Regions from separate parts of the Homo sapiens genome. Here regions 1 and 2 are each linked to region 3. A link is a contact called in ENCODE Hi-C or POLR2A ChIA-PET data. All regions are on one chromosome and are shown on one strand. The core of a region is the stretch at or near the end of the contact, and the rest is flanking DNA. Distances in the headings are between cores, read along the strand shown.

Region 1 (3,125 bases), core at 1-2,500, 130 kb before region 3:
GGCATGTGAATTACAAAAAGGTGCCCATCCTCCAATCTCTGTCAGATCCCACTCGGGCTTGGCAAAGGGTCTTTCTTGTGTCAAAGGGTTGCATATGTGTGTGCATATGAGTATGTGCTCATGTGCAGGTGTGTGTGTGTCTTGGAGGGCTGGGGTGTGCACATGCGTGTGCGGGGCTCTGTGAACCCCTCGCCACCTCAGCTTTCCATGGAGGGTTCCCTCCTCTTAGAGCCACAGTGACTCTGTAGACACCCGGCAGTTACTGCCTGATATTTACGAGGCTTGCCACGGGGCCTCCTCTCTCAGACTTAGGGTTCTTTAGGAGACAAACACACAGTCATTCCATCTTTTGGATTTTGGCTTAATTTTATATATATATATATATATTTTAAGACGGAGTCTTTCTCTGTCGCCCAGGCCGGAGTGCAATAGTGCAATTTCGGCTCACTGCAGCCTCTGCCTCCCGGGTTCCAGCGATTCCCCTACCTCAGCCACCCGGGTAGCTGGGATTACAGGCGCGTGCCACCATGCCTGGCTAATTTTTGTATTTTTATAGAGATGAGGTTTCACCATGTTGGCCAGGCTGGTCTCAAACTCCTGACTTCAGGTGACCCGCCCACTTTGACCTCCCAAAGTGCTGGGATTACAGGCATGAGCCACTGTGCCCGTAATTTTTAAATAAATGTTTTTATTTTTAAATAAACAACTGGGCTCGGTAAATTGTAAAGAGATGTGGCCTGACGCAGTGGCTCGCGCCTGTAACCCCAGCACTTTGGGAATTGGAGGCGGGAGGATTGCTTGAGGCCAGGAGTTTGGGACCAGCCTGGGCAACATAGGGAGACCCTGTCTCTACCAAAGAATAAAAAAAAATTACCAGGGCATGAGCCTTTGGTGGGGGAGGTGGAGCTGGGGGCAGGGACTGAAGTGGGAGAATCACTTGAGCCCACGAAGCCAAGGCTGCAGTGAGCCGTGATTGCACCACGGCACTCCAGCCTGGCAACAGAGTGAGACCCTGTCTCGAACAAAACAAAACAAAACAAAAAAGAAAGAAATGTAAATGTTTCCCTTTGACTCTTTTAGAAACACAAATCAGGAAGCTCTCAGCAGGGGTGTGCTGGAGATCATGTATGCAGCTGGGTGAGAGGCAACTGAACATGTCTCTTCCTAACTCCATGTTCAGTAACTTTTTTGAAAGGGTAGCTGGAAGTCAGCTACCGTGGAAGTATTTACACCACAGAAATTGGCAACAACGGCAATTCAGGACTCCTCTGCCCCTACCTGCACCCCAGCCCCCAGGCAGTTGTTAAATATTTATCTGCACTCACAACTTTGGTGACTTTCTGGAGCCACAGTGGCTTCCAGCCCTGAGGTTTTTTAAAAGTCTAGCCTCTGATTTTAAAACAAAGACTGTGTGGCTTTGGGCAAATAACGTCCCCTCTCCGATCTCACTTTTCTCCTTTGTAAAGTGGGGAGAGCAGCGATGTCTGTCTGTGCACCTCAGGAAGTTGTAAGGGGAAATGAGATGGTGCAGCTCCAGGGAACCTGCAAGGCTGCGAGCTAACAGAGTGCTCTGCACTCAGCACAGCCCCTGCACAGAGCAGGTGTCTGCACCGACATGCTGAAGGAGTCAACAAATGTGCTGCATGGTGGCGCTGTGCTCTTGTAGTTTTCTCGTTTAAGTAGATGTTTTCCGTCTACTTAATGGCTAGGCTTGGTAAATTGTAAAGAGATGTGGCCTGTGTGGTGGCTCATGTCTAGAACCTCAGCGCTTTGGGAGGCTGAGGCAGGCAGATTGCTTGAGCCCGGGAGTTGGAGACCAGCCTGGGTAGTACAGGGAGACCCATCTCTACTAAAAATACAAAAATTAGCCAGGCATGATGGGGTGTGCCTGTAATACCAGCTACTTGGGAGGCTGAGGCAGGATTACTGAGCCTGGGAGGTCAAGGCTGCAGTGAACTGTGATTGCGCCATTACACTCCAGCCTGGGTGACAGAGCGAGACCCTGTCTCTAAATAAATAAATAAATGAAAAAGTAAAGTGCTATACAAAGTTGTATCTGTCTATGGGTTAATCTGTCTGAACCTCAGTTTCCCCACTTATGAATGAATGGCAAGACAACTTGATTTTTTTTTTTTTTTTTTTTTTTTGAGATAGAGTCTCACTCTGTTGCCCAGGCTGGAGTGCAGTGGTGCAGTCTCAGCTCACTGCAGCCTCCACCTCCCGGGTTCAAGCAATTCTCCCGCCTTAGCCTCCCAAGTAGCTGGGATTACAGGTGCTCACCACCACGCCTGGCTAATTTTTTAAATTTTTAGTAGAGACGGGGTTTCACCATGTTGGCCAGACTGGTTGCAAACTCCTGACCTCAAGTGATCCACCTACCTCGGCCTCCCAAAATGCTGAGATTACAGGTGTACAGCCAACTTGACTTCTTAACTCCCTTGCTCTCTCAACCTGATATGTCTGAGTCTCTGCAGCTGTAGCTCATCTCCTCTCTCATAAAGCCCACACCTGCGCAGTGCTCGCCTTGGGGACCACCTGGACTCCTCATCCCACCCACTCTGTCCAGCTGCTTTCCTGAGGAGGAGCAAGTTCCCTGATCTGCCTGGGATGGAAGGAAGGGAGGGAGACGTGGGAGGAGGCCTGGATCTCATTCTAAACCATCCGGCTCCAGTGCAGGAGTCGGGCGAAGGAAGGAGCTGCAGGGCTGGAGCTGTCATCCTCCTGGTAGGAAAGGAAGACCAAGGCTAAAGTCCTCTCCACTGCCTCTCCCCATGGGAGTCAGTGGGTGTGTGTTGCGGGGAGATGGATTCCAAGATAAGTACTCTCTGAGCAGCCCTCAGAGGGGGCGTGGGAAATTCACCTCAGTCTCCAGGGTCCCCAGTCCATTCACCACCTGAGCACTGCCGTCCCCCACTGCTCCCATGACCTCATTCTCCAGTGGTGGCAAAAGCAAGAAACAGTAATCAGGAAGAAACAAGGGGAAGCTAGGGTGGGGGCAGTGGCATCCACAGCAGGAGAAGCAGGCAGCCTGGACTGTGGGGGCAGCAGAAGAGAGGAGAGGCCTGCAGGATGACGGGTGGGAACAGGGCGTCTGGAGTGCCAGCACAGTACCGCGGTCAGGCCGC
Region 2 (3,187 bases), core at 124-2,623, 110 kb after region 3:
TTCAAGCGATTCTCCTGCCTCAGCCTCCGGAGTAGCTGGGATTACAGGCGCCCGCCACCACGCCCAGCTAATTTTTGTATTTTTAGTAGAGACGGAGTTTCCCTGTGTTGGCCAGGCTAGTCTCGATCTCCTGACCTCGTGATCCACCCGCCTCGGCCTCCCAAAGTGCTGGGATTACAAGCGTGAGCCACAAGGCCCGGCCACTATTTATATTTTACACTTGATCTTGGCCAAAAGGCCGAGAAGCGATACTATTTATATTTTTATAATACATATCCCCATCTAACATACTACATACTGCAATTACTTATTATATCTTTTGTTTAGTGTCTAATATCCTCCTCCACCTGCACCCCAGCAGAATGTAAGCTCCATAAGGAAAAGAATGTTGATCTATTTTGTTCTCTGATGTAATCCGCTGTACGCCCTGGACAGAACCTGCTGTAAAGTAGGAGCTCAATAAGTATGTGAATTAATGTATCGTGGGAAGGAAAGAACCCAGAGAATAAGGGGCGGCTGAAGCTGTGAAAGGAGCAATTAGGCCTGGCGCGGGGGCTCACGCCTGTAATCCCAGCACTTTGAGGGACCAAGGCGGGCAGATCACTTGAGATCAGAAGTTCGAGACCAGCCTGGCCAATAACATGGCGAAACCCCGTCTCTACTAAAAATACAAAAATTAGCCCAGCGTTGTGGCGGGCGCCTGTGGTCTCAGGTACTCTGAGGCTGAGACAGAGAATTGCTTGAACCCGGAAGACGGAGGTTGCAGTGAGCTGAGATCTCGCCACTATACTCCAGCCTGGGCGACAGAGTGAGACTCGGTCTCAAAAAAAGAAAAAAAGAGTGTGTGTTGGGGGGGACGGGTCAATAAATAGAGCAATACTGTATATGTAAAATACAGAATGGTATGATACCAAGAACACATAGATGGAATGATCTGCAGCACTTCTCAACTGTATTACATTCAACGAAACCGTTTAGAGCTTGTTCTCCCTCCCTCCCCCACTTTCTTTGTTCCTTGGGGAACCCCCACACGGCACAAACCGTGTTTTAATTCCTATTCTCTAGTGTGCAGATAAGTGCCTGGCACTATTAAGTGGTCAAAAGAGGTCGTGAGCAAGTTAACAAATCACTGTTTCCATGTCCCTAACTACTCTTAAGCTCGTAGAGAAGATACTTCCTATCTCTTGCGCTTCTACCTCAACTCCCACTTCGCAGAGAGGGCTAAAAGCGACGTCGTAAACTTATTACGTAATAAGGCAGCGCCCAGAGGCGGAAGAGGCCGGTTTTTGCTCCGGCCACGTGAGGAGGGTGGGCGGGGCGTTAAAGTTCATATCCCAGTGTCCTTTGAATCGACTTCCTTTTTTCTTTTTTCCGGCGTTCAAGATGTCGAAGCGAGGTGAGGTTTTGTTTCTGGAGGATCCTCCACCATCTGTCGTGCAGTGGCTGGCGGATTCGTCAGGAGCGGTGGCCCTAGGCAGCTGGGGCGCTTTGCTCTCCTTCAGGCCGGAGAGAGAGAGCCAGGCCACCGCGAGAGCACTGCCAGGGCCCTCGAAAGTGGCAGTGGGGTGCTGGAGAGTTGAGATGGCAGGATCCCGACGTGAATGTAGTCTGGATACCGCGAGATCGCTCCGCGAATAGGGCTATCGTAATGGGGTTGAAGTTAGACTGGATTAGGCCCTGGTTTGCGCGACCTCTGCGGTTTTATGCCTTGCAGGAGTAATTGCGTTTTGCGAAAGTTAGAGCAAGGGTTGAGTCGTCTAGGTTTCTTAATTTCGATGTCAGAGTGTTAATAGTAAGAAATAGGCTACTTTCCGTGAGAATCGGGTGGCACATGGGGACGGCATAAGTAAAATCCGAGCGAGCTAATCTATAGCGTACAGTCTATCAAAGCATGTGCGGTGAATTACAGCTTGAGTATGAGGGGGAACTCCGAACCATGTCTAGATTGTGATCTCTTTATCCTGTTTCCCTTCCCTTTATATCCACAGGACGTGGTGGGTCCTCTGGTGCGAAATTCCGGATTTCCTTGGGTCTTCCGGTAGGAGCTGTAATCAATTGTGCTGACAACACAGGTGAGGTCTTTGCACGTTGCTATACTCCCCCTTTTAAAAGCACTCAATGGGCCTGTGGCTAATGACCTATTGAGCCGTCAAGAAAGGGGAGAGTGAAAACATCGCTTTTGGGTGAAGTGGCAACATGTGTTGTTTGCTTCAATCGGTGGTGTGACAAGGCGTTCTTGCGGACTAACTGCTTGGGCAGTGAGTGGAGGGAGGGGCTTTGGAAGTGTTTGGGAAATGTTATACTGATGGAACGGCCTGATGGCCCTCAACATTTTTTATTTTTATTTACATTCTTTTGTAGGAGCCAAAAACCTGTATATCATCTCCGTGAAGGGGATCAAGGGACGGCTGAACAGACTTCCCGCTGCTGGTGTGGGTGACATGGTGATGGCCACAGTCAAGAAAGGCAAACCAGAGCTCAGAAAAAAGGGTGAGTAAACACTGAGCCCACCTTAATACTGATGAGTAGTGGGGGGACGCTTTCCTTTATTGGAAAATGGATCAGTTTTCAAGGCCTCAAGTTTGTTTTCCATTGAGAGGCAGTGTGAGATAAGTATCTTAAGTTTTTGCTCATATTGTGTTGGAGGGGGGACCATCATCTTGTCACTTCCATACCTTAGTTGTTTTTTTGTTGTTGTTTTTGTTTTGTTTTGTTTTGTTTTTTGAGATGGAGTCTCTCTCTGTCGCCCAGCCCATACTGGAGTGCAATGGCACGATCTTGGCTCACTGCAACCTCCGCCTCCTGGGCTCTCAAAAAAAAATATATTACAAAACGAAAACAAGCTGCCCGTTGCTTATTTTATTATTTGTTTTTGAGATGGAGTCTCACTTGTTGCCCAGGCTGGAGTGCAGTGGCACATATCTGTTCACTGCAACCTCCACCTCCCGGGCTCAAGAGATTGTCCTGCCTCAGCCTCCCGAGTAGCTGGGATCATAGGTGTGCACCACCACACCCGGCTAATTGCTCATTACTTAATCTCAGGCTCCCCACTCAAAATTTTTCCTGTCAGGTGTATGATTTAAAGGGGGAGGCCTCAAAATACTTGCAGCTTGTGTCCTGTCTGGCTTTAGAACTTCTGGTGTTTGGTGCATTTTAACTTCAGCGCTTGCACTTTTTTCCTGTGCCT
Region 3 (3,465 bases), core at 122-2,621:
ACCTGTAATCCCAGCACTTTGCAGTGCTGAGGTACGCAGGTCACCTGAGGTCAGGAAAAAAAAAGATACAAAGCCAAATGGATGAATATATGTGACTATATAAAATAACAGCATGCCAACTAATCCTAAATTTCCACTCAGTCTTTATGTAGTTCCTTATATATTTTGTGTTGGGTATAATGTAGAATTGATCTACAAAAGTAGAATCTTTCCCCCATTCCCTCTTCCCTCAGCCCTTCTCCTGACTGGCTCCTTCTCCTCCATCAGTTCTCAAATCGTCATATCAAAGGGACCTTGAGTATCAGTCTATCTAAAGTAGCTCTCCGCCAACACACACACACCCCATCATTCTGTCTTATTTCCTCTGTCACGCTGCTCTCACCGGAACTGCTCTCAACATCTGTAGATGCTCTGTCTGTTCATTCTATCTTCCCCATTAGGCTAATAAACTCCATTAAAGCAGGAAACGTATCTGTCTTGTTCTCTATTCCATCCTTAGGGCCTACTCCTGTGCCCGGCCCAGAGCAGGCTTCAATAAATAGTTACAGAATGAATGAAGAAATGAATGAATGAGAATTTAATCTTCTAGCCAGGAAGGCCTAGCTAGAAAGATTTGTCTTGATTTCATCTTGAGAGGATGGAGACACACATCTTCCTTTGATTCCAGACAGATTTATTATTTATGTGTTTATTTAGAGACCGGGAGCGGGGTTATGGCTGGGGGTGGGGGTCTCCCTATGTTGCCCAGGCTGGTCTCAAACTCCTGGACTCAAGGGAGCCTCCCGCCTCGGCCTCCCAAAGTGTTGGGATTACAGGCGTGAGCCACCGCACCGGCAAGACAAATTTAAAAAGGAATGTCTGGAGGTTTTTTTCCACCAAAAGGTTTGATGAAACCCCTTGTAACTTGCCCTACTGGAGTCAGTGGGGGTGGGAGGAACTCAAAAATTGTCTCAAAACTAGGTGAAGGGAAAGGCAGTGGAGCAGAGACGTGGCTCGCCACGTTCAGGATCTTGGGCTACACCCTCCCCTTCCCCACACCGTAACGGCTCCAGCCCCTTCTTGTCTTCAGCTTGGAGCGAAGGGTGGCTGAGGCCTGAGTTTGGGCTCCAGGAACCTCGCCCTTGTTAGTTATTCATGAGACGGAGGGCACCATGGGAGCTGGCTCTCTTGCTATTCATAAAGCGGGGAGGCGGGAGGCGGGGGGGAACCTCCTTCCCGCTAGGGCTTCTGGGAAGATCTACAATATTCATGAGGGAGGCGGGCACTACGAGAGCTGAGGCTGCTTGCTATTCATGAGGGGGCGGGCCTCCTTCCCGCGGGGGCTCTTGGGAAGATTCTACAATATTCTAGAGGCCGCGGGGACGCCTGGTGGGTAGGGCTGCAGCTCCGGAGCCTACGGGAGTGTGACCCTCTCGCCTCCTGGCGGGAAGCTCTTGAGGAGATATTTTCTTTTCTAAACACTAAGAAATTTGAGGATGGTGGGGCAAAACGACTAACTCCCACTTTCCTGTGACTCTGTAGCCGGAAAAACTGTCAAAATCTGTGGTAAAAGAGGGTTTTTTTTCCCAGTATTTTATTGCGATAATTTCATCTTTCATGGACTGAAGGGAGCGAAACATGTACCCCGTGTGGTCTGATTCTCCTGTTGACCAGTTTGTCCTTTAGGCTTCCCTAGTTTGCGGCTTTGGAGATGTTTGGGGGCAGCTGCCCGACAGATGGGGTGGGGCCCTTACAAGAGTTTTATGTTAAAACAGACATCCCTGTGAATGTAGTTTTTATCTTAAAGGTGTGGGGGGCGGGGAGGTTCATCCAATTGAACCCTCAAAACCTTTCACGCGCGGTCAAAATTAGTGGGATAGAACAGGGGGCATGAAACATCATTTTATTATTATTATTTGGGGCTGTGATTCTTATTCGCTAGAGGGGTGAGCGGAAACCAGAAATAATTTAGGATTATACCTTTAGAATTTTCACAAAAGCTTGCTTTTTCCCTACGAAACGTCCAGCTCTGAGTGAGGAAAATAAGGAACTATAAGTGGAGACTTGAGTTTTAGAAGAATTTGGGCTTATCATTTTTAAATTTTTGTTTATATTTATTTTAAACATGTATGTAGTTCACAGTTGACACAGTGAAGTCCCCGCCTGGTGACTGACAGTCTTTGAAGAGCCCACGGGCCCAAGCCCCACTGTCCACATTTCTCAGAGAAACAGGAAGAAGCCAAGGCCGGATTTATGCTATTGTAATAAAAATGCTTTAAAACACCTACTGTGTTGGCCGGGTGCGGTGGCTCACGCCTGTAAATCCCAGCACTTTGGGAGGCCGGGGCAGGCGGATCACGAGGTCAGGAAATCGAGACCAGGCTGGCTAACACGGTGAAACCCCGTCTCTACTAAAAATACAGAAATTAGCTGGGCGTGGGGGCGGGCACCTGTAATCCCAGCTACTAGGGAGGCTGAGGCAGGAGAATCGCTTGAACCCGGGAGGCGGAGCTTGCAGTGAGCCGAGATCGCGCCACTGCACTCCAGCCCAGGAGACTGTGCGAAACTCCATCGCAAACAAACAAACAAAACGCCTACTGTGAAAAGTTAAGGTTACAAACAGCCTTATGGATTAAACAAATTAAGATTATTTTACTTGGTGGAATGACACATAGCCATTAAAATATGATTACTTGTAGAAGGTTATTAGCATGGAAAGAGAATTCATTGAAAAAAGCAGATTACAAAGTATTATATATAGTGATCCCTCTTTTTTGTTAAAAAGAAATATATGTATGTAAAAGTCTGAAATTATATAAACCAAAGTGTTTATAAGTGAACTTAATTTTTTTCTTCTTGTTTAGCTGTATTGTGTAAAGTTGTTATTTGTGTAATTATTTTTTTTTTTTTTTGAGGCAGATTCTTGCTCTGTCACCCAGGCTGGAGTGCAGTGGTGTGATCTCGGCTCACTGCAACCTCCGCCTCCCGGGTTCAAGCGATTCTCCTGCCTCAGCCTCCAGAGTAGCTGGGACTACAGTCGCGTGCCACCATGCCCGGCTAATTTTTTTTTTTTTTTTTTTTTTTTAGTAGAGAAGGGGTTTCACCGTGTTAGCCAGGATGGTCTCGATCTCCTGACCTCGTGATCCACCGGCCTCAGCCTCCCAAAGTGCTGGGATTAAGGCGTGAGTCACCATGCCCGGCCTATTTGTGTAATTTTAATGATAATTTTAAAATACCTCCTAATTTAAGTGTTCACTGAATACTGACCCCAATCGCTGTGGTATGGTTTCAAAGGAGGTTCAGAGTGTACTTTTCACTAAACACTAAATTTCTTTGTTATGTTTTCAAATGTGTAACCAATTTTAAATTGATGTAAGTTGATATGTAACATTTCAAGATGTATAAGTAACAATGTTACTTTAGCAATTTGTAGAAAGGAGAAAATGCATTTTGGCCAGATACAATTATATATCTTTGATGAAAATG

The links. A loop is a pair of places that touch in the nucleus more often than their neighbours do. ChIA-PET counts read pairs that join two places held with the same protein, here RNA polymerase II (POLR2A). Pooled maps may share reads with other maps.
Region 1: a loop to region 3 is called in a pooled map, with 3 times the contacts of the local background. The contact joins the enhancer-like site here to the promoter of FBXO47 in region 3. A Hi-C loop is called at or near these places in 1 of 50 pooled maps. POLR2A ChIA-PET finds 5 or more read pairs at or near these places in 5 of 52 experiments (AG04450, BJ, Caco-2 and 2 more).
Region 2: a map of CD8-positive, alpha-beta T cell shows a loop between it and region 3 (8-fold over the local background). The contact joins the promoter of RPL23 here to the promoter of FBXO47 in region 3. A Hi-C loop is called at or near these places in 8 of 168 maps with a recorded cell type or tissue (CD4-positive, alpha-beta T cell, CD8-positive, alpha-beta T cell, OCI-LY7 and 4 more), 3 of 37 single-sample maps with no recorded cell type and 15 of 50 pooled maps. POLR2A ChIA-PET finds 5 or more read pairs at or near these places in 31 of 52 experiments (A549, AG04449, AG04450 and 25 more).

Annotation. Positions count from the first base shown.
Region 1 is chr17:39,090,981-39,094,105 of GRCh38, reverse strand. The region is part of intron 7 of PLXDC1 (plexin domain containing 1); the gene reads left to right. It also overlaps the pseudogene RDM1P5. Among named protein-coding and RNA genes, the nearest start is that of PLXDC1, 59 kb to the left of the region's middle. RefSeq lists an enhancer at 1,033-1,102. Within about 2 kb of position 1,250, at least 6 of the 41 ENCODE cell types and tissues checked have a DNase peak (open chromatin) inside an H3K27ac peak, as active enhancers do.
Region 2 is chr17:38,851,907-38,855,093 of GRCh38, reverse strand. RPL23 (ribosomal protein L23) reads left to right here and starts at 1,373. Exons shown (of 5, transcript NM_000978.4): 1 at 1,373-1,396; 2 at 1,989-2,072; 3 at 2,362-2,490. The coding sequence starts at 1,384. It overlaps SNORA21 (small nucleolar RNA, H/ACA box 21), which reads left to right and starts at 2,099; the gene lies at 2,099-2,231. RefSeq lists enhancers at 1,120-1,229, 953-1,736, 1,227-2,426, 1,737-2,520.
Region 3 is chr17:38,965,309-38,968,773 of GRCh38, reverse strand. FBXO47 (F-box protein 47) reads left to right here and starts at 1,371. Exons shown (of 11, transcript NM_001008777.3): 1 at 1,371-1,545.